2 separate regions of the Mus musculus genome follow, and region 2 is linked to region 1. The links are chromatin loops, found by intact Hi-C in ENCODE. Cell type or tissue: left cerebral cortex. All regions are shown on one strand. Links, peaks and the distances in the headings refer to the core of each region. The heading gives the core; the rest is flanking DNA.

What was found. Hi-C counts contacts between places; a loop is a spot of excess contacts. Peaks named below come from ENCODE experiments on the same cell type or tissue, not always from the same donor. Only the 100,000 strongest peaks of a DNase experiment are listed, where the experiment ranks them.
Region 2: a loop joins it to region 1, with 2.3 times the contacts of the local background. A loop is called at or near these places in 7 of 42 quality-filtered maps.

The regions. Positions count from the first base shown.
Region 1 is chr12:104,833,889-104,845,701 of GRCm38, reverse strand. All of the region lies in intron 1 of Clmn (calmin), which reads left to right. Among named protein-coding and RNA genes, the nearest start is that of Clmn, 25 kb to the left of the region's middle. In left cerebral cortex, for the core only: CTCF peaks have their summits at 6,520 (motif pointing left) and 8,072; DNase peaks (open chromatin) are centred at 7,574, 8,087, 8,384, 9,891 and 1 more place; H3K27ac peaks cover 3,780 bases.
Region 2 is chr12:105,018,890-105,030,702 of GRCm38, reverse strand. Gm46375 (a long non-coding RNA gene) reads left to right here and starts at 3,947. Exons shown (of 2, transcript XR_003950255.1): 1 at 3,947-8,295. It overlaps Snhg10 (small nucleolar RNA host gene 10), which reads left to right. Exons shown (of 2, transcript NR_003145.3): 2 at 1-86. In left cerebral cortex, for the core only: CTCF peaks have their summits at 2,804 (motif pointing left) and 5,225 (motif pointing right); DNase peaks (open chromatin) are centred at 2,806, 5,234 and 8,316.

The DNA of each region.
Region 1 (11,813 bases), core at 2,770-10,769:
GAGCCAATCTCTAAGGAAGACTTGGTATCCGCTGGGGAGGTTTGGGGTTTCAAGACTGAACGGGTGCTATTTTTTTTTTCGGGAGGTAGGGGTGGAGCAGAGGTCCCAGTACCGTTTAATACCTTGCCAGGCACAAATGAACTCCCCACTAGTGGGAGGTGGAACCCTGCCCCATTCTGGACACTTAGACTGCAGCTGGCTGACCCTCACCAGTGACTCAGGCTGGAGATCTGGGTGGGGCCGAGACAAGCATATCTAACAGGGTCCCCAAGGCGAGCTGTCCCTGTGCTATGCTCTCCTAAGATCACAACAGAGAAGGGGGTTATTTCTGCAGCCAGAGTCATGGCCACCGTTCCTGGGGTACAATGGGGAAGGGTCCTGTGACCATGTTATGACCAATCAGGAGTGGGTTTTTTTATCCCCACCCCCCTTTCCACATGGATAACTGAAAGCAAGGAATATTGTTCCTGCTAAGCATATGAAAGCACCGCCCCCTCACCTCACCAGCCTTCCCCACATCCCACAGAGCTGAGCTGTCACTCTCTTGGGCCTGCCACAATTGCTCCATGCGTCGACTCCAGTCACCAGTGGCTAGATGTGGGCAACAGGTGCCCCCTTCCTCTCCCAGTTCAGAAGGGCAGCCCAAGGGAGAGAGGAAGGAGCCAGGGAGGAAGGAGTTACAGGACTGGGAAGCCCAGGGCAGGGAGGTACTCAGGTACCCTAGTCTGCCTCCCAAGGCTTGCAGGCAGGAGCTCGGGGCTTGGGTGGGCATTGAGTCACTGGTCTGTAAACAGGGCTGCTCACCTGCTGCAGGCTCCTGCCTCACACCCATCCTACTACAAGACTTCTTTATAAGGAAGCTGGGTGTGGTGGCACACATATACCTTCAATGCCAGCACTGGAGAGGCACAGGTAGGAGGATCTCTGAGTTCAAGGGCAGCCCCGTCTAGGGCATGAGTTCCAGGACAGCTAAGGGCTACATAGAGAGTCCCTATCTCAAGGAACTATCATCACCAAAGAAAGTAAGCACTTGGGATCATCACAAGTTATATGGGGGAGGGGGTGCCACATCCCTGACATTAAAGGCCTCATTTCTGCATGACTGGCTCTTCCGTTTGGGGACTGTGGCTCATGGCTGCATGGCCCCTCAGAATGTCCTGCATCCTTGTACGCCTTGGTCCAGACTAGACAAGGGTGGCCACATGGGTTCTGTGGTGGATGATGTCATAAGTAAGCTGACCTTTGAAATCTCTCGCTCACTAACTCCCATAACAGAGAGCTTCCTTGTCAAGGAGACTTTACCAGGTTCTTTCAAGACTGGTAAAGCCAGACCCTCAAGGAAAGCAGCGGCAGCAAGGGGTCTGCTGGCCTGCCTTTCTCTTTGACTCCTGTGCCCCCTACTACCCCCAGTCCCCCCCCCCCCCAGCCAGAGCTACCCCAGAAGCTCCAGCTGACACACGGTACTCTCACAGAGAACACATTCTTTTGTCACTGGCTGACACGAGGTTCAAGAACATAGGCTTTGGTCTCAGACAGATCCCCAGGACATTCGGGATCAGTCTCAGTCAGGTTTAGCTGAGTTCCAGAGAACCCCCCACGCCATGGTGCTATAAGCAGAAGAGCATTTCTGTGCATGTAGTCCAAAGCTACATGGCAGTGGGTCCCTTCAGAACCTGCAGTCACTCAGGCTCTTTCCGGCTCACAGCTCTGCCATCTCCTGTGTGGATCTTGATCTTCTTGTGGTCCAAAGTGACAGCTAGGGCTGTCACTGTTACGTTAACGCTCGAGGAAGCAGGTTTGAAGAAAGTAGGATAAAGAAGGATTGGAGCAAATGCCAGCGTTTCATGAGGTTTTTAGAATGACCCTATGGCGTTCTTTCTCAGATTCCATTGGCTGAAATATAAATTACAAGAGACTGCAGAGGAAACTGGTTAGTGGAGTTCCCCTGAAAACAAGGGGTTCTCAGTCACGGGGGGAAATCAAGAAGGGAACTCTGAGGTAGCCCTGTCAGCCCATCTCTGTCCTACAACTCCCAGCTCTGAGGGCCTCAGTCTAGTTCTGGCCTCTTTACATTTTAATCATCTCCGGCTGCCTGGAAACTGGAGTTGATGGCTCACATAGTCCTGACCTGGCCTGACACAGCATGGGACCCAGAAGTCACGTCCGCTGCATTCTGTCACTGGCTGTGGGTGCTCTGCTTCATGGCAGGCACCACAGAGAGCAGAGTGAGCCGCGGACACACTAGGGATCCTCACATCTTAAGCCTCCTTTATGTCACTCCCTCAGGTGCCATGATAACATGTCACTCCCTCAGGTGCCATGATAACATGTCACTCCCTCAGGTGCCATGATAACAGCGGTGTGAAAGTAACTCACACAGGCACTGAGGAGATGGCTCAGTGGGTAAGAGGCTCCTCTGCAACCCCAAGGACCTGGCATCAGATCCTGGCACTGGCGTGAAAAATCTAAGGTGCTTGGCACACGTGTCATCCCAGTACTCAACCTACACCAGGTGGGTGACCAGGATGTGGTGGTCACCTGGCTCGCTCTGTGCAGCGTGTGTGTGTGTGTGTGTGTGTGTGTGTGTGTGTGTTGTACTGTGAGCACCTCCTGGGTGTGCAACTCTTTGCCCCATGGGGCCTAGGGAGTCTCTACACTCAAGGGACAAGGGACTTGGCCAAGATCACATGGGGAGTGAGAAGATACCCAGGTAGTAAGGTCAAGGCCTCCATGCAGCCAGGTGCGGGTGACTCCGTGCTACGTGTCCATCTTAGGGATGGTGGGAGAATGGGCAAATGTGTATCGTACTTATTGGGATGGTCTGGCCAAGGTCATGGAGACTTATTCCACCTGCCATCAGAACAGAATTTTTTCCAGAGTCATGACTGCATTTGGGGATGTGTGTATCAGCTCTGTCACCTGCCAGATGATGGCTTCCAGGACCAAGGAGGATGCTGAGTCTCCTGCTTTATCTGCTTCGCTTTATTCCCTGGTCACAGGGTCTCACACTGAACCTAGAGCTGAGGCTGGTGGTCAGCAAGCTCCAGCAAGCCCCTGACCCCTGACCCCCCAGCACTGGGTGCATGGCCACTCCAGGTTCTTAGATCAGTTCTGGGGATTTGAACCTGGGTCTGCAGGCTTGTGCAACAAGCCTTCTTATACACTGTGACATTTCTCTGATTAGTTTTCTTTGTATGACTGTGACCACCATACTTGAGGGAGGAAGGACCGGCTGACTTTGCTGTTTCAGAGATGTGACCACCTGGCCCTTTGTGCTTGGGCAGGATATCAGTGTGGGGAGGTGGCACTGTTCAGGTCATAGTAGGCGGGGGGGGGGGGGGGCGGGGAGAAAAGATGGAAGGGACTAGGGACAGATATAACCCTCAAAGGCACATCCCCAGTGACCTTCCTTTAACTACGTCTCGGACCCTCAGGTTTTCAGAACCCCCTTAAATAGCACCATGGCTGGGAATGAGGTATTCAGCATGGACGCCTGCAGGGGACCTCTCATATCCAAGCCACCCCCCCTCCCCCACATCCCTGCCTCCATGCTGAGTCTGACAGGCATGCTTGAAGCCTCTAGGACCGTGCAATGTGAGGGACTCAACCCCGTCTTAGCAACTACAGCAAAAGCAGGTGTTGGGAGGGAGTGAGGAGAAAAGAGAAAAACAGAATGCTTGAAAGTCCCTTGAAATACTCAGAAGGGAGAGCCTGGAACTTAGCCTGGGGAGGCTCATTTCTGCCATTTGACCTCCAGAGTTATAGGATACAGTTGCAACCTTTTAGGCTACCATGTTTGAGGTAATTTGTTACAGTAACCAGTGAAAGATGACAGGAGACGTCTCTGTGTGGCCAGGGGAAGTTTTGCCAGGAGATGAAACCAGGGAAACAAACAAGGCAAAATTTTGAGACAAAAGGACCCTGGGCAGAGGAAACACTAAAGTACAAAGGTCCCCAAGGCCAGGAGGCACTTGACCCTCTCAGTGTCGGTGGCCAAGTCCCTTGGTCAACATGAGACTGCTGACCTTCGTCCCAGTGGACTCTCCATCAGCCATCTTCCTGGGTTTCCTTTTGTGCCAAGGGCTCTTTCAGCTCAGAGAACTGTGTGTATCTCCAGGCAGGTCTGCTGTCATTTCTTTGAGAGCCTTCTATGTCCCCTGCTGTTCCCAGCTCCTGCCTGGCTTGTCCTGTGGTACCACTTGCTGATACACCTGTGGCCTCTGCTGGGCAGCTGCCCAGGGTGAAACCTGGCTCTCCTCCACCTCTGTCTCATCACTGCCTGAGGCACAAGAGGCAAAATATTTGTTAACAGAGCGCTGCCTCTGCCAGAAGTGTGGGCCTATTCACCTTACTTTGGACTATGACCGGGCTAAGGATGCCAAGGGCTCTGGCTGCCTGGACAGGAGGTGGAAGGTGCTGGGGAGAAAGCAGCTCGCAGGAGACTTCCAGCCCACCCTCCCCCATCCTCACCATCCTAGCTACATGATGAGATTGGTACCTCTTGTTGGCATTCAGCAGGCCTGAGCATGCTGAGAACTGGCAGGATTAGGAGGCACTGGGCCCACTTTCCCCTGTCCTCCTTCCTACTGTTCCCTGGAGACTGTAATCCTGTGGACGACCCCAGACCTCTGGGTCCCCAACGAGCCTGGGCCCCATCCTCAACCAGGGACATCTGAGCAAGGGCTGAACCTTGTACTATTTTGTTCTTTCCTTTCCCAAGCAGAGCAGGGGTGGATGCCTCTGACCTCTGAGCTGGCCTGGGCCTGTACACCCTACACCTCACTCACCAGGGTCAGGCTGAGCTTGGATACAGAGAGATCTCTGATGAAGACCACAGCTTAGTAGACCAGGGTTGGGATGGGGGTGAGGGGCTTAGATGTGTGTGTGCATTTGAGCTGATTAAAAGACAAATCAGAGAAGGTTTGAAAAGGAGGAAGGGGTGGGCAAGGAGAGATGGAGGGAGGAAGAAGGACGGAGGGAGGGAAGGAAGGAGGGTGTCTTCATTCCCTTCTGTTCCTGTTCGCCATTTTTCTGGCTGCTCCGTTCCCTCACGTGTGTTCCTCTCTATCCTCCATCTTCAGCCTGCACTTGGCTTTGCTGCTCACTTTTCTGTGGTTCCTGCTACCTGGTTTTGGCACACGGCTGGTGTCCTGTGTGGGGACCAGAAAAGTTATGCTCTTGCCTGTCTCATGGCTCTCTGGTACCTGCTGTTCTGAGCTCCTGCCTCTCCCAGTCTTCTTGGTCTCCCTGTCAGCCAGTCCTGGCCCCTTTGAGAGCCTTGCAGGTGCCAGCCCTGGGATCTGAGAGCAGGTGGGATTGGAGGGTGTTTGGTGCCCCTTGAGACTGTGTGAGGACACAGTATTCAGAGACTTGCACCTGAGCCTATTTAAAGTCAAGGTGTGGTCTAGTAACAAGGGGACAGTCAGTGCAGGAGAAAGTCCCTTCCTGGAAGTTGAGGAGCCAGTGTCATGGGTCTCGGGATTCAAGCACCCAAGCTTCTTGCTCTGAGTGTCCTCATATTCTCTGCATCCTTAACCCTGGTGTAATAGGGCAGACTCATGGAGTCTGCTGCATGCTGAGTTCAGCAGCTGCCCTGAGAGCCAACGACTCCCAGTACCCTGGTGTGCGTGCGTGTGTGTGTGTGTGTGTGTGTGTGTGTGTGTGTATGCATGTATACATACATACAGTAATACATCTATATTGTCACAACTGCATCCAATGGCACCATTATCTCATTTTTGCAGATCAGAGTCTGACAGTCCCTGGTGACAGTCAAGGTATTGTTCACCTGGTTTCTTGCTGCCATTAACTTGTAGGGGCCTCTTGCATTCCCTAGCCTGTGGCCCCTTCCTCACCTGCACAGTCAGGGGCATTTCCTCTTCCATCCTCACCTCTGTTTTTGTCAGTGTCCTGCTTCTCTTTGCCTTCCTGTGGACAGTGAGCCTCTTGTCACGGAGCTGGTCGGAGATGGTGCTAGTGAAGTTGGGGCTGTTATTTTAAGCGATTCTAGGAGAGGCGGTGAACTCTCTAGAGACTTGTAAAAATAGCATCCTTTCTGGTTTGCAGAGAGGTACATGTCCACTGTCTACGGATGGTATCAAAAACACAGAGGAGAAATCAAATCATCTCCCTGCACCTGCCTCGTGTGACTCAGTTCCCACGGATGGATTGTTTTTTCTGGGTTTTTCTGATTAGGTGCTGAGCTCAGACTGGAGCTGGGGGGGGGGGCCTGGGGGGGCTGACACTCAGTGACCACGCTGGCTCCTCAACTCTACCCCCTAGGCCCTGAACGCCTTTGGGAGCCGTTCCCAGGCCTGCAGTGATGTGGAACACAGTCATGGGTAGAAATCACACCATGACTGGTAACAGGAGCCTGGCAGGCACCCTATGCGCTCTCTCCTTGCTTTTAGGACATCTGTATAATATACCTTTAATGTCACTTTCCCCTCTTTGTGCCCCCACCTCTCCTGTGCCCAGTGCTGGCTCACGGTGCCCTGTGCTATGAGAGTGCCCCCCTGTGGTGGCTTCTCTGCTCTTGGCAGCTTGGTTTGTCCCTCTGGTCCCTCCAGCTCTGGTCAGGTCTTTGTATCTTCTCTCTCATCCCCACTTCTAACGACATCATCCTGGGACATGCGCCTACCTGGAGAGACACTGGGTCACAGGAGACAGGAATTGAATTCTGGGACTCTGAACCATGACTGGATTGTTTTTTGTTTTTTGTTTTTTTTTTCTGAGGGTGCTACTTTGCAAGAGGCAGGTGCAGCCTCCCCGTGAGTGGGTCCCTTTGGTGGCTTTCTGCTAAAGAAGCATTTGTTCCTGCAAATAAGGAGCCTCCAGGGAGAGGAGGCAGCTGCTGTGGCCAGGGACATTTCCATGGAACATGCTGCTGTTTGGGTTTCATTTCCTTTCTGATGCAGGCTGTGGCTATCAAGGTGCCTTCTTATTAGTGGTAATAAGGCAGGAGCCTTCTATGTGCAGAACTGGGTGGGTGGAAGAGTCTGGAAGGAGCCACTGGCAGGCTTGTGAGGCATCTGGCACCCAGGAGCTGACAGGTGGTTTCCTTCATGGGGGCCAAGCCCCAGATGGACAGGAAGCACCCACTTGTGCTTAGCCCAGAGTGGGTGTTGTTACTAGGGACCAGAGATGATCACAGCCCCCTGTGGTCCACTCTAGCTAGCCAACACTTTTTCCTCCCAAGATGCTTTCTTTTACTGTAGTTCTTGAGAAGAAATGGAGGGTCTGATACTATCTGGTGGAAGCCAGGCGAGTGTGGGAAGCGTTCATGGTGATGGTGACTGTCTTGATCTCCATGAGAGATCGGGCACATTTTCACAGGGTGTCTGCTTTGGCATCAGAACCCCCTGTTCCGAAAGTTCCTGCTTTTTCTGCACCCTTAATTCCACAATAGAACCAGATGCACGGTGCGTCTGCTACACGCTAAAGCCAAGGGCGGGAGGATGGCAAGCGCTTAGAATGTCAGCTGCCCTGACAGTCGGAGCCTCCGTGCCATGAGGTGCTGGGCAGGATACCTCTGGCTGCTGGGATAGATTGTCACGGCCCTCTTATCTTTCAGCTCTGCAGGCCAGAGTCTGTCACAGTCACGGGTGGCATTCGAGGCACTGGCCAGCCTGTACATTGCTATCTCTAGCCTGCAGAGGCCACACTCATTCCTACTGCGTGGAAGTTAGCAAAGCTCAGTGCCTAGAGGTGATTGGCTGCACATGGCTGGCTGGGGGGGAGGAGCCAGGTTTACATGCAAGCAGGGGTTTCGACTGTATGGTTGAAAGTGGGAAAATAGATATTGAATGGTCTTGGGTTGGGGACCATCTGCAAGTTAAGTGTGTGTGTGGGGGGGGGGGATCACTTCTGACTCTGCTGGCTCTAGATCCAGTGGCCTCTTCCTCTGGGTCAGGCTTTTTGCCTCATCCCTGTGGCTCTTGTGCTAGGAGCAACACTCTGTCAGGTCTGCTCTGTGCTTTGCAGCTGGACAGTAGTGTGCTGGCCTCTGAAACCTAGATGCCAATAGCTTCTGTCCTCCCATTGTAAAACATGCAATGTCTCCAGCAACCGATAGATGTCCTGTCTGTGTGTGTGTTTGTGTATGTCTATGTGTGTGTGTGTGTGTCTTTGTATGTGTGTGTCTGTGAGTGTGTCTCTGTGTGTGTTTGTGTATGTCTGTTTGTGTGTGTGTCTCTGTGTGTCTCTGTGTGTGTGTGTCTTTGTGTGTGTGTGTGACACAGGAGTCTTCGAGGCTGGAGCATCATTGCAATCTCTTCTTTCCCTCTCCCTCCTCCCCTCCCTCTCTGCTGATGTCCCTGATCACTGGCTGCTGTCCCTGGTACAGTCTGTGCCTCCCACATATTTCTCCCTCTGCCTGGTGGCCTCTCTGTCCCAGACTCATCAGCTTTGCTTGTGAGGGTGGATCCTTGCCAGCACTGCTGCCTGAGTCCTCACTGAGCTCAGTAAATTTTTATTGAAAGGCTGAGGGACTGTTGCATAGAGCCCCAGAAGACACACACTAGACCAAAGGAGGTCTCCTTCCCACATGGGGTTTCCAGAATAAAAGATACAGGAGGGGGCCAGCATTCTGACATTCAGGGGGTGCTTCCCTCCCACCTATGGCCAGGCAAGGGGTGGGATATAGGGGCAGATGCTCAGGAACCTGACAGGACATGACATGTGGCAGTGTGTTTGTTGCTTGACCACAGGATGACATGCCAGCTCATCACAGGCCAGGAGCCACCATGTCTTGGCAGAATGGGCACACATGTTAATTCACTTGAGGATTGGGGGTACCATGCAGCCCGTGGGAGCCTGGAAGGTGTCGGTATAGTGTGGGGCACAGTATATTGTGCTGGACAAGGAAAGAGGAAGGTGTGGTATTGTAAAGTACATTAGTGGAGGGGAAAAAAATCAGGATTTGAGGACTTAGGGGTGCAGCGAGGGTTGCTCCAAGAGAGGGGGACAGACAGGAATCACAAGTTACCATAGTGGACTCTGTCTCAAAATAAAAAACAAATCCCACAAGTGTTCATAGCAGAGTCACAGCCCCAAATGTCCATCAACAATCCCAAGCCCATCACAGAAATTGTAGGTCATGCCAGACCTATAAACTGTGGTATGTCCATATTATGGAATATTACTCAGCAATCGAAAAGGATAAAACTCTGATAGATGCTACTATCTGCATGCTGTGGAATATTATAAACAGCAATGAAGTGCCGATGGGTGTTGCAACATTATAGGAAGTGAAGAGCTATTTGTAACTGATCCCTGCAGAGAAAGGGAAGTCAATTTTCTTCGCTGGAGTCTCACTGAGCGCAGCTCCAGGGCACTGGAGTCTCACTGTGCGCACGCTCTCCAGGCCAGGCCCCAGGCCAAGGAGCAGCTGGTCAACAATAACAACAAAAATGGACTCTGTGGTGTTTTATTTGTTTTTATATTAGTTTTGTTTGTTTTTTATTTTCTTTTCTTTTTTCTTCTTGGAGAGGGAGAATGAGAGAGAGAGAGAGAGAGAGATAGAGAGAGAGAGAGAAGACATGAAGTTGGATGGGGAGAGAGCTAGGGAGGTTTTGGGAGAAGTTGGAGGAGGGGGAATATAATCCAGTTTAAAGAAAGGAGGGAAGCAAGCAATCGGAGAACCCAACGTGGTTCCTGAATGGCCAGCAGTGTCTGCAGTGGTGGCCTATGACAGGTCCAGTCTCTGTGAGGAAGATCGCTGGAATTCCCAGAGGCCTGTGTGGGACGGGAGGCAGGGGTGGGCTGTTGCTATGGAGAACTCTGATGACACTCAGTCTATAGCTCTTTAAAGCAGCGTGTTCTTCTCAAAGCTGGAGAATATCACTGGGATGCACGCACACGCACACGCACACGCACAGGCTCAGGCACACGCACACGCACATATACCCCTACCCCGCCTTCAAGCTGGCTGAAGGTAAATGTTAAACAGAGCTCTGTCTGGGCATGAGGAGAGTGGCTTGCTGCATCTCATTTCAGCCAGCCGCAGGAATATGATTCATCAGGAAGCAAAAATGAGAAATTGATCTAGTAGGGGCAATAGCAAGTCATTACCCACAGAAAACGTGACACATAGACAGGGCTTTCTTCTCTCCTTCTCAGGCTCCCGAGTGCCAGGGGTCACACCTATTCCGAGGAGTCCAGATCAGCTGCAGAAGCAGCTATCACTCTGTGTGTGTGTGTGTGTGTGTGTGTGTGTGTGTGTGTGTGTGTGTGCGACAGATCCAAACTCTGCAGGGGAGGGTCTGCAGGCTGATTAGACGAAGCCCACCCACACTGCCAGTTTCTATGTTCATCTCATTCGAAAAATGCCTTCGTCGAAACATCTAGAATAATGGCCAAATCTTTGTCTCCTGTGGGCTTGCTTGTCAGGTTGACCGGTGACGTTGACTGCCGTGGTAGCTGTCCAGAGAGGTGTGGGAATGGGGATGTTGAGTGTTAACTGTGTCACCCGTGTCTTGTAGAGATGGAGGCCTGACCTCTGTGTCTGCGGGTGACATGGCCCCTGTGCACTGAGGTTGTTCTGAGACTCCCCAGCTTTTCGTTCAGGCTATCTTAAGGGGCTGGTCTTAAGGCAGGCCACTGAATGGATAAGCAAGGCTGGAGTGAGAACTTACTGATGTGTGGTGACCCCGAGAACCAGTGATTAGCGAGTGTCTCCTAAAACCCTTTGCCTGCCCTCCTCTCAGTGCTTCCTCTTTTAAGGCTCACAGCACCCCTCCTCCACCCCAGGCTGGTGCTGCTACTGCTTTTGTTTGGCTGAAAACTGAGGCACAGCTCAGAGGATATACTTCAGGTGTCCTGACTCCTCCTCCAGCAGCTCTGGGCTCCGCCCAGCTCACCTCAAACTTTTACCATCTAACAAGTCCATTCTAAGTTTGTTCATAGTGCAAGTTCCACAAGGACCTTTGTCCCCAAATCCCCAAAAGCAGGTTGAAGTCAGGGGCGAATAGATACCTCCCTCTCCTCCCAGCCTCTTCCTTGAGTGGGTATGGCTACTTGGCCTCTCCCTTCTGGTCACATAGGCCAGGCTCCAGTAGGCCATATGACCACTAGGCAGCAGGATAGGGCCCTGCAGGAAGAGCCCTGGGGTACCTGTCAACTCCATGCCATAGACTCCAGCTAGACTCTAAGGGGAATTTTTTGGAATCCCAGAAGGACACACTGAATATTCTAGTTTCTTTTGGTTGCTATAACAAAGTATCCTGACACCAGGTGGTGGTGGCACACACCTTTAATCCCAGCATTTCGGTGGCAGAGGTAGGCGGATTTCTGAGTTTGAGGCCAGCCTGGTCTACAAAGTGAGTTCCAGGACAGCCAGGGCCATACAGAGAAACCCTGTTTCAAAAAAGCCAAAACCAAAACAAACCAAAACAAAGTATCCTGACAGAAACAACATATTTTTTTAACTCCATAGTTCCAGATGGGGACATGGAAGAGCTTAAAACAGCTGGTCACATTGTCTCCCCAGTCAGGAGAGAGCAAGGAATGCAGGCAGGCCAGGGCTCACCTCACTTCTCTGCACTTCTCCATCCTAGGATCTCTTTGCCTAGGGAATGGTGCCACCCACATCTGATGGGTCTTCCCACCTCGATTAATGAAATGGAGATGCGTCCTGCAGACATTCTCTGGGATTCTCCCAGGTGACTCTAACTTCTTTCGAGTTGACAGTTAACCCTGATCACCATGCCAGGTGATTTTAGATCCATTGCTTTAGATCCATTGCCTGTCCTGCTACTGCAGAAAAAGAGTAATCCCCACTTCACAGTGGGTACGATGTCATCTCTGAAGCCCTC
Region 2 (11,813 bases), core at 972-8,971, 190 kb before region 1:
GGAAGCTTTTATTCATGTTTACACTGCTGTGAGTAGTTATAAATAAATAAACCAATAAATAAATGCTGGCAGTTTGCTTCTGGGAAGCTGTGTGTCTCGTCTACTCTCAGCCGTCCAATTGGCTTTGGTGCTCACTGGGTGAAGGGAAAGACTTTGCAGACTGCTCTGGGGACCTGGAAGCAGAGCAGTGGTGGCAAACAGCATGTTGCTAACTATTAGTGGTAACAAAACTCCTGGCCCAAAAAAAAAAAAAAAAAATAGCAGCTTAAGGGAGTAAGGGTTTACCTTGTCTCCCAGCTGGCAGGTGCAGGGATCATGGCAAGAGCTTGAGGTGGCTGGTTGCATGGCATCCAGCAAAGAGATGAACACCGCTGCCTGCCTCCAGGTCCCCATCCTGCAGGGGTCAGCGGCTCCTCCTCCCTACGTAAACCTTTCTGGAAGCATCCTCATAGACAGACACATCCTCAGGAGTTTCCATGGTGACTGTGAATCCCGTCGAGGTGACAGTGGAGACAGAGCTTTCACACTGACTTTATGTATAGTTCGTTGGCCTAGGAAAGAGTTTTCTCTTTAAGTCATCAGATATCTAGTACAGCTGTCACGTAGTAACATTAAAGTTAACCAAGTGGGACGATTGCCAAGCCCGATTTCCAGAAATGCAGCACCGCTGCCTAGTTGAAGTGACACACACCTTTGATCCCAGCGCTTGGGAGGTGTAGGCCCATGGATCTGAGTTCAAGGCCAGCTCAGTCTACATAGTGAGTTCCAGTCCAACCAAGGATACATAATTTAATAATTTAATAAGACCATCTTAAAATGTGTGTGTGTGTGTGGTATAAGACTGTTTTCAAGCCGTTGCTTTAGAAATCTTCAAATGAAAGTGTGAAGAAAGTACGCTTCTGAAGCGTCCATCAGAACTGCGCTCTGGACAGCTTGTGTGTCACCGCGGTGTGTGTCCCCAGTGGGGAAGCGGAAGGGGAGTTTGCTTTCAAGGGTCCTAGGATTTGGGTAAAACAACATCATAATTAAACTGCAAAAGTTCACCTTGGCAATATGTGACTCGGGCATGTCACAGTGTCTCTCTTTCCCTGCGTTCAGATGAGGTCCTGCTTCCATTCCAAACCCCGTGAGGCCAGTGGGAACAATGACTGAGTCTTTTGTGTCTCAGCCCCACACCAGCCAGGGTGGGGACTGTGGAGCTGAGTGGTCTCCAGCTCCCACCCCCTTTCCTTCTGACACAACTAGTGCTACCACCTGATACCCTTTACAGTAACCAGCTTTTAGAAGAGGGGAGGATGGCTCAGTGGTTAAGAGCACTGGCTGCTCTTCTAGAGATCCTGAGTTCAATTCCCAGCACCCACCTTGTAGCTCACAACTTTCTGTTACGCTGGTTCCAGGCAACGTCTGTGGACACAGACACGCACACAGGCAAAACACTGGTACACCATAAGCAAAAATTACACCAGGTGACACGTGCCTGGCCCTGCTGCCCAGAGCTTTGAAGGTGCTGCCCTAAGAGAAAAGTGGCTCTCTGGGTTACAGGGGTGGAGCCTCCAGTAAAGATGGCTCTTGGGACCCAGAAACCCACAACCTGAGCTGAAGCCTGACCCACCCCCGTGTGACACTTAACAACAGAGCATCAGCTCAGCCCCCGCCATTAACCGAATGCCCAGACAACACCTACAGGCATGTGGAAACCAGGCAGAGCCAGTCTTTCCAAGAGGTGGCAATGCCTTTGAATTTTGACTACCTTTCTCTCCAACACAGCTAATTTATATTTTATTTTCGACTTGGTTATGGTTTCATTTTTGTTACGTTTCTTGAGATAGCCTTGCCATTAGAGCCTTAGTCAGGCCTAAAATGAGATCGTGCCGTAGCTTCCTTGAAGGCTGGGATTACAGGTGTGTCCTACCATGCCTTGAAGCCTTTTGTAAGTACTTAACTGATCTTAGTTGTGGATAACCTAGTCCCTACATCAGAGATTCTGGCTGGCACAGGCTCTCCTTGCTTTGTCTGATCCAGGAGTGACTGGGTACATGGAGATAGATGGTATGTTGCAATTGGATTAGGTCAATCTAGGATAGACCACGGAGAAGGTATATGTTGTGAAGAGCTAGAGTGCTGTCCTGGGATTTGGAGTGTGGGGGTGTGGTCCTGGGTTCTAGTCCTAAGGATACCGAGTATTGAGTTTTCATCATTGAATTTTCCCACACTTGTATTTTCTCTCCTTGTGTTTTGAGAATGGCCACTGGAGGTTGTGTATATTTCAAGCTTTTGTCAGAGTGGTGTGGAGTTGTAAGGCTGTCTGCTGTGTTTCCCTCCTCCCAAGCAGTTGCCTCAGTGTGAGTTTGTCCTGTGTACGTATTGTGAGTTTTGTTCTCCAGACAGCTTTTGTGTACACAAATCCGTTTGAACCTTACATGAAGCCTAGGGTGCAAGGTGTGGTGGTGTGTGTCTGTCCTCTCAGCAGCACTGTTCCTGCGTCCAAAATGCCAGAGTTACTTATAGGCAGGAACCACCACACCCAACCTTATATGTCTTAAAGTTGTACAACTGTCCGACTTTGTTTTATTGAGAAACTTACTATACACCGAGTGTAAAAGGAAAGGTTTCCTGTAAAGTTAAATTAATTAAATGGTGTGTTTGCAGCTGTCGGGGAGCCACCATTGCTTTCACGCCAGCACTGTACTGCTTCTCGCTTGGGGAGCTCCAGACCAAGGAGAAGGGGGTGGGGTAGTGGTAAAACACCCAGGAAACAACTGGCTTCAAAAGCCGCTCACACGCGTGCGCCCTCTACTGGACGGTGAAGAAACCTCGTCGTCACAGGCCCAGTACTGTGGCACTCTGAAATCAGCCGCTATCAGAAGTCAACAGAACTGAACTGCTGACTCGCAAGCTCCCCTTTCAGCGTCTGGTGCAAGAAATTGCTCAGGATTTCAAAACAGATCTGCGCTTCCAGAGTGCAGATACTGGTGCTGAGCAGGAGGCAAGTGAGGCCTATCGGGTTGGCCTTTGGGAAGATACCAATCTGTGTGCTATCCATGCCAAACATGTAAATCTCCAAAAGATATCCAGCTACACACGCAGAGAACATGCTTAAGAGTCCACTATGGGGCTGGAGAGATGGCTCAGTGGTGAGGGGCACTGACTGCTCGTCCATGAGTCCTGAGTTCCCAGAAACCACATGGTGGCTCACAACCATCTGTAATGACATCTGATGCCCTCTTCTGGTGTGTCCGAAGACAGCAACAGTGTATTCATATACATAAATAAATAAATCATTTTTTTAAAAAAGAATAGGTTAAAAAAAGTACTCTATGAGAGGAAAAATTTCATTCTCAAAATAAAAAATTTTTTTCCTCTTCTTCCTGTTATCAGTAGTTCTGAATGTTAGATAATTTTTCCATGGGATCAAAGGTACCCAAGTATATGATTGGGGGGTGGAAACATAGGGGACAGAATCAGGTATTGGTAGCTTCTCCACATTCATGTGTGAGCTTTTAATATAAATTCAAGATGTAAAGCATTAATGCAAGCAAAATGTTTCAGTGAACACGTTTTCAACAGTTCAACTTTATAACAATTTTAAATAAACCTGTTAGATTTTTCTGAACAATGCCAGCATTCGGATTTTTAAAACATAAGTAAATTTATATTGACAGAAACTAAATGGTGTTTGTGACATTTTTATCATCCAGTAGAGTTCATCCATTCACTATACCTTCTGAGTTGCCCTGTGTACAAGTTTTTAATATTGTCTGTCCTCTGCTTTTCCTATAAGTTTGCTATTAAAACACATTAAACTCTCTCTATATGAATTAATTCATATATACATATATATATATAACAAATATATACATATATGTATGTATCTATATATATAATTCATATATACATGTATATGTATATACTATTATATATGAATTAAATGGTACAAGAATTAAGTGAGCACAATGGCTCAGTGGCTAAAGGGCCTGCAACCAAGCTTGGTGACCTGAGTTCCACCACCAGGTCGCACACAGGGGAAGGAGCAAGCTGACCCCACAAATCCTTCTCCCCTACCGCCTGTTTAATATGCAGTGCTGTTTTGCTGTCTGGGGTTGGATTTGGCTTTTAACAGCAGATAGTTTCTGTCACTCATTACCTCCCAAAGACTTGTGAGGAGATGCCTAGACCACAAAAACAAGGAGCCAGTCAGTATCACGGGGCCAAGGGCCCCTCTGATAGTCTCAGCCACAAGAACACGTGTTCTCTTCTGAGGAGTGACGGCCTCTGACTCCTGCTGAGTCAGAATTTCACTCAGCATTTCCCAAACCATTGAGGCTGGATAATTTCATGCTTTCAAACCATCACTATCACGAGAGTCCACTGCACACAGGACTCCCGTCGCCAAGAAAGCAGTTACCGCAGGGTTCCGCCAGGGCGGCCTGGGCTAGAGATGGGGAGGTGGAACTTCCCATTCTCCCTTTCAGAAGACGATTAGGAAAAGGGTCTTTAAAACTGGCTCTTTTTCTGACTGTTTACCCAGAAGGATAACACTTGTTAACTCTGAATGCTGTATTTTTGAAAGTGTAGCTGGTAGATACAAAATTCCAAAGGATTTTAATTTAAACACACAAAAAAACTATTCTGCTTTTCAAAAATGCAAAGTAAGCTTTTTTTTTTTTTTTTGCAAAGGCCTCACTGGCAAGTTGGGAACCTTTATTGTCTCAGGGTGAAGTTAGCACTTGTGGGTGAGTGGGTGCCTTCTTCTCTAGGTGCCTAGGTGGACTGAGCCCAGCCTTCCTGTGACTTTTTTGTGAAGCCATGGTTGTGTGAGTTAGTTCTACTCTGACCCTCCCATCCATCCGCACATCTGCCTTCACACAGCACAGCTGCTGCCCTGAGATAATTCATACGAGTGCTAGGCTATCTAGGGAAGCAGATAAGATCCTGTCAGTCTCCTCTGTGTGTGTGTGTGTGTGTGTGTGTGTGTGTCCCACACACACACGCCCTCAAGCGCCTTGGAACTGACCTGTAACTCATTGTGATCCTCCTGCAGCAGCCTCCTGAGTTCTACCATTAAAGGTGTGCAGGACTACCCCCGGCTTTAATAAGAAGAATTCTCTTGAAGAAATTGTTTCTTGTGGAAAAAAAAAAAAATTAAGAGTCTTCATTTCAAGAGGTGGGAGTGGGGGGAGGAAGAACTGAGCATTTTAGTGAGTCTCCTGTCTTATCCTGTAAGGCCAGCAGGGGGCACTAGCTTGTCATCTACAGAAGCTGGAGCCCTGCTGATAATGTAGTCTGGGAATCGGTAAGTGGCCCAGATTTGTGCTTTCCCCTAGTGCCAGAACCTATCCTATGGAGTAGTTAACTCACGTGCTTTCTATTAGAGTCACAAAATGGCATATATAACGGGGTCATTGGGAGACTTAAAAGTTGACAGATAGTCTGAGATACTAAAAGGGGTACACGAGGCTCGGTTGGTAGAATGTTTACTTAGCAAGCAGGAATTTCTGAATTCAGTTCCCAACACTGCAGGACATGGGGTGTGATGGTGAATGCCTGTAATCCCAGCACTCAGGCGGTGGAGGCAGAAAGATGAGAATTCAAGGTCATCCTTGGTTATATACTGAGTTCCAGCCAGCCTGAAGTAGGTGAGACCCCTGCCATCCTCACCTCCACTCCCCTCAACCAAAACGAAGCAGAAAAGAACATTCTGGAAGCATTGGGTATAAACGAGGAGGATCCTGGGGTACTGGTCTGCCTGGGCTGACTAGAGACCTGCTTCAAAAAAAAAATATGAATGAGCAAACACATTTCAAGAGGATGGATGCTTGGTTCCCTCACAATGCCGGAGGAACAGTTTTGTAGACAGCCCTCCTGCAGTCCGTGGTCAGTACCTTGGGATACCGGTCATCAGGTGTGAGGGACTGAGTGCTGCCCGCATGGAGTCCTTTTCCTAACTGAACCACAGCAGGTTTGTTGAGACAATAGTAGACGTGATGGAGACCCACCCACTAAGAGATATAGAGACCACCATCAGCCTGAGCAGTCCAGCACCAATCCCACACAGTCGCAGGCACTAAAGAACATGAGCATGACCCTCGATGGCTGCTTGGCCCTCTCTTCTCAGAAATGTGTGTTCTCCTCCTATGTATTTCCTATGCTTCGCCCATTCCCCTGTGGGTTCCCAGGCAGAAATGGTTGTGTAGCCTGGTGCCTTCACACTGTTCCTGGCCTGTAGGGTCTGCTCAGTACATAATTCTAACATAAGGGACAGGAAACACCGTAAATAATTCAGGACAGTGCCTCTACAAGTCTCAAAGTATGAAACTCAAAATATAGTACCCCTCTCCCAGAGGATGCCTGAGACCACAAATAGAACTGAATCCTGTATACATACTATGTTTTTACATCCATGTGTTACCTGTGATTAAAGTCAACTTATAAATGAACTGAAGGAAGAACAGTAGCAACAATAATAGCAACAAGACCGTGATAGCAACACTGTAGCTATAGTTCTACCACTGTGGTCCCTCCACACATTTCTGCCTTCTCCAGGAAGAACTCTACAGCTTCTCTTTGGCATATTCAAGTTGCCAACATCCCCGGGACTCTGAGGACACAAGTAAGACAGGGTGACATAAACACAGGGGTTGCCATACCCAGCGGGAGACCTGAAGACCAGCATAGCCACTAACCGGCTCACAGGCAGGTAGCGCATACCGTGTGAATACTCTAGACTGGCAGTGGATACTCTAGGCGGGCAGCGCATACCGTGTGGATACGCTAGGCGGGCAACACATACCGTGTGGATACGCTAGGCGGACAGCGCATACCGTGTGGACACTCTAGGCGGGCAGCGCATACCGTGTGGATACTCTAGGCGGGCAGCGCATACCGTGTGGATACTCTAGGCAGGTAGCGCATACCGTGTGGATACTCTAGGCAGGTAGTGCATACCGTGTGGATACGCTAGGCGGGCAGCGCATACCGTGTGGATACTCTAGGCGGGCAGCGCATACCGTGTGGATACTCTAGGCAGGTAGTGCATACCGTGTGGATACTCTAGGCAGGTAGTGCATACCGTGTGGACACTCTAGGCGGGCAGCGCATACTGTGTGGATACTCTAGGCGGGCAGCGCATACCGTGTGGATACTCTAGGCAGGTAGTGCATACCGTGTGGATACGCTAGGCGGGCAGCGCATACCGTGTGGATACTCTAGGCGGGCAGCGCATACCGTGTGGATACTCTAGGCGGGTAGTGCATACCGTGTGGATACTCTAGGCGGGTAGTGCATACCGTGTGGACACTCTAGGCAGGCAGCGCATACCGTGTGGATACTCTAGGCGGGCAGCGCATACCGTGTGGATACTCTAGGCAGGTAGTGCATACCGTGTGGATACGCTAGGCGGGCAGCGCATACCGTGTGGATACGCTAGGCGGGCAACACATACCGTGTGGATACGCTAGGCGGGCAGCGCATACCGTGTGGACACTCTAGGCGGGCAGCGCATACCGTGTGGATACTCTAGGCAGGCAGTGCATACCGTGTGGATACTCTAGGTGGGCAGCGCATATAGTGTGGATACTCTAGGCAGGCAGTGCATATGGTGTGGATACACTGAGCAAAGCATGATTCACTTTCCCCGCACGCCGAGTTGGATGCCGAGCAGCTGCAAGCTGCTGAGGAGGAGTTTGCCTTGAACTCTTGGCTGCTCACTGGTAACTGAAACTGTGGCAAACCAAACTGCTCCTCAGCAAAGGTTCCGGTGCTGACCATAGATGCCACAGAAAGAGACAAAGCACCTGTGTGCCTGGGGTTCTGGGGTGAGGCGTCTGCTTTGCATGCAAAAGGCCCTCACTTCAAGTCCCAGACTCACAGCTCCTGCCGCCATGCTAGATAGGACATTAGGAGGAAAACTACCCTGTCCAGTCCTGAACACCTCACAGTCGTGCAATGACACATGCAAGAATGTCACTAAGAACTGGCAGGAACTAGGGTGAGGGGACCTGACAGAAACACTTCAAGGGGCCAGAGAAAGCTCAGGGGATGACACTGAGGCTGCCACTCAAGAGAGTCTCCATGGAAGAGGGAAGAAAAACCTGGCAGGCGGTGGTGGCGCACGCCTTTAATCCCAGCACTTGGGAGGCTGAGGCAGACCTGGCTCGGAGTCTGATAGGGAATCTTTCCTTAGGAGAGAAGATCCTAGAAAGCCTCGCTCCCCAGTCAGGAGAGCACTTGGTTGGAACTCTGAGCATGGACTGGAGGCAGCTGAACCCACAGAGCAGCCAGCGAGCCCGACTGACTGTAAGTGAGGCAGCACTATTCCAGTCTGGGGTGGGGGAGGGGCCATGGGAGGAGATCAGAAACCCTGCAGAAAGGAAAGGCGCCATCTGTGATTGTCTGGTTGGAGGTTATGGTGAGCCCTGCTGGCTGCTTGCTAACTCGGGGGAAATGGAAGGAAGATGGGCTGTCACAAGACTTCTGTACATCGAGATTCTCAAGGCACCTGAGGGACACCTAAATCATCAGGCTACAGCTGAAAGAGGAGAGTGTTTCCACGACTGCCTGTACCATAAAATTACTTTGAATAATAACAGAGGTAGGCGTGGGCCTCGAGAGAAAAGCCAGACAAGGGTAAAACCCTGGGTCTGTGTGCTTGTGGAAGGACAGCCATGAAGATTGAAAAGGAGGAAGGAAAGAAGACAGAGATGGGAAATGTCCAAGCCACAGCAAGGCCAGGTGAGGGCCCAGGCTTCCTGCTTTGGGCCGTGAGGGAAGTGTGACCGGAGACTGATTCCTGACCACTGGTGGCCGCTTGCCCTTTCAGTTCGGGAAAGAGTTGGGAGGAATTTGCCACCTTGTCTCCCAGCTGTGAGTGGCCCCTGTGTGTGAGCCTGTGTTTGTTCTAAAGCATCTAGAGAGCCTGTGAAGTAAGCAGAGGGCCCCACCATTTTCCCCACGCATGTCAATAGCAAGCAAGAATCTGCACAAGATTGAAGAAGTGGCCTTCCTGCAGAGGCTGGTAGCTGTCCCTTTCGCCCTGGTGCTTGTAAGACCTTCAGTGTCTGTGGCCACTGGGGTGGGCGTACCTTCTGTTAGCCTTTCCATTGACTTGTTTTCTGCCTACTGATTTTGACTGTTCACCAGGAAGTGTGTGGCACTTGCTGTGTGTGTGTGTGTGTGTGTGTGTGTGTGTGTGTGTGTGTGTGTACCCACTCCACCGTAGAGGAGATTTAGAATCAAAGGTTGTATTAGTCAGGGTTCTCTAGAGTCACAGAACTGACGGGTCGTCTCTATATAGTAAGGGAATTTGTTGATGACTTACAGTCTGTAGTCCAACTCCCAACAGTGGTCAGCAGCAGCTGTGACAGGATCTAGCAGTTGCTCAGTCCCACAAGGCAAGCAGGAGAAGAAGAGAGAGAGTAAATCTTCCTTCTTACAATGCCCTTATGTAGGTCTCCAGCTGAAGGTGTGGCCCAGATTAAAGGTGTGTGGCACCATACCTTTAATCCCAGATGACCTTGAACTTGGAAATCTCTCTGTCTTAATCTTCTAGGATTCATAGCCACTATGCCTCAAGGTCTCCATGCCAAGATCCAGGTCAGAAACTTGTATCTCCCAGCCTCCAGATTAGGGTCACTGGTGAGCCTTCCAATTCTGGATTGTAGCTCATTCCAGTTATAGTCAAGTTGACAGCCAGGAATAGCCACTACAAAGGTCTTTAAAGTCAGGGGAAGTTGCAGTTTTAAGGGCTGGCAGCAACCACTTGGAAAGCACACTTTCTGTCTGGTCAGGGGCCAGTGATCAGCAGCAGGACCCTAAGGCATCCTGAAGCTAGGCTTTTACAGTGAAACATGGTCTTCACTATTCAGGAAGGCTCCCGTCCAACCAAGAATTATGATGGAGATGAGGTTGGAGAGGTGGCTCAGGGGATACACTGCGAGCCACACCAACAGGAGGACCTGAGCTCAGTACTCAGCATACACATAACATGCTTAGCATAGTAGCATGAGTGCTAGGAAGTCGGGGACAGAGGCTCCCCAGAGCTTGCTGGCCAGGGGACTAGCCAATCGATGCCCTCCACATTCAGTGAGAGACCCTGCCTCAAAAACCAAAATGGAGGGCTGGCGAGATGGCTCAGCGAGTAAGAACACTGACTGCTCTTCTGAAGGTTCTGAGTTCAAATCCCAGCAACCACATGGTGGTTCATAACCACCCGTAATGAGAGTTAATACCCTCTTCTGGTGTGTCTGAAGACTGCTACAGTGTACTTACATATTATAATAATAAATAAATCTTTGGGCCGGAGGGAGCAGAGGTCCTGAGTTTAATTCCCAGCAACCACATGATGGCTCACAACCATCTGTACAACTACAATGTACTCATATACATAAAATAAATAAATATTTTTTAAAAAAAGACTGCTGCAGGCAGTCACAGCTGCTCTGACGAAGGTGGTAAAGGCTGTTGTGCTGTGAGGACAACACCCTACAGGTCACTCTCAGCCTTCACGTGGACCTATCTGACATTTTTAAGCCCTGCCACCCAGCTCAAGAGCGCCTGCCTGTCTGTCTGTGGTTGCACAAAGTACCACAAAGCCTTCCTGGGTTCTTCCAGCCTAACTAGGATGCCAAGGCCACGCCTCTGGGAGTCAGCCAGGGCGGGGCTCCTGGACCTCCCTCAGCTTTCTGGGCACCCTGCCTATCACAGCTTCTAATATTATCACAGGTTCAGAAAATAAAGAGAAACGCTCTAGTGGCTTTGAAAACTGTTGTCCCCGGAGAGCAAACACCCAAACCGCTCCTTTTCCCACCTAGTAGAGACCTTCCTCAGAAGACGCATTCTCTTCCAGAGTTGCTTTCTGTTTCAAGGAGTGGGGATTCAGTTCATCACAGGAGGAAACATTCGGGCAGATCTTCAAATTCATGGCACACGTTCTGCACGCTCCTCCCAGGAAGACAGCAAGAACTGGTGGTCCCTTTGCTGGGTGTCGGAGCCTGTGGAGATAAGGCATCTGGCCCTGCCCAGCCAGCTAGAGATGTGTGAGGCCCAGAGAAGAGCCCAGTCAGGAGGCTTTGATCCTGGAGGCTTTTGTGCTCTGCCAATCCCCCCTGGGCTGGAAACATTGATCTTATGAAGTCTGCATGTGGATTTCAAAAGGAAAGGGAACAAGCAGGCCAGGTCTGCAATACGCGGCTGTTTAAATATGAATGATGAAGCGGGGAGGGTGGACGACCTTCAGCGTAGTGAACACACAGTTCATGTTTGGTCACCAAGGAGAGAGCTGAGCAGAGACGAGACTTTCCTGGTACACAGCAGTTCCGAGAAAACAAAACCACATTCATTATGTGTAGTGGGCTCGTTGGCCTGGCAAGCTCGGTGCCATCAGCCCGAAGCTCTGTTTTCTTTTCTTTTCTTTTCTTTTCTTTTTTTTAAATTTTAATTAGGTATTTTCTTCATTTACATTTCCAATGCTACCCCAAAAGTCCCCCATACCCTTCCCCCCATCCCTACCCCCCACCCCACTTCTTGGCCCTGGTGTTCCCCTATACTTAGGCATATAAAGTTTGCACGACCAATAGGCCTCTCTTTCCACTGATAGCCAACTAGGCCATCTTCTTATACACATGCAGCTAGAGACACGAGCTCCGAGGGGTACTGGTTAGTTCATATTGTTGTTCCACCTATAGGGTTGCAGACCCCTTTAGCTCCTTGGGTTCTTTCTCTAGCTCCTCCATTTTGCACAGGCAGATAATAAACAGGACCGGACGACTTCAGCTCATGCACGCACAGTTGAAGGAGTGAGCCTGGCGCGCGTGCTC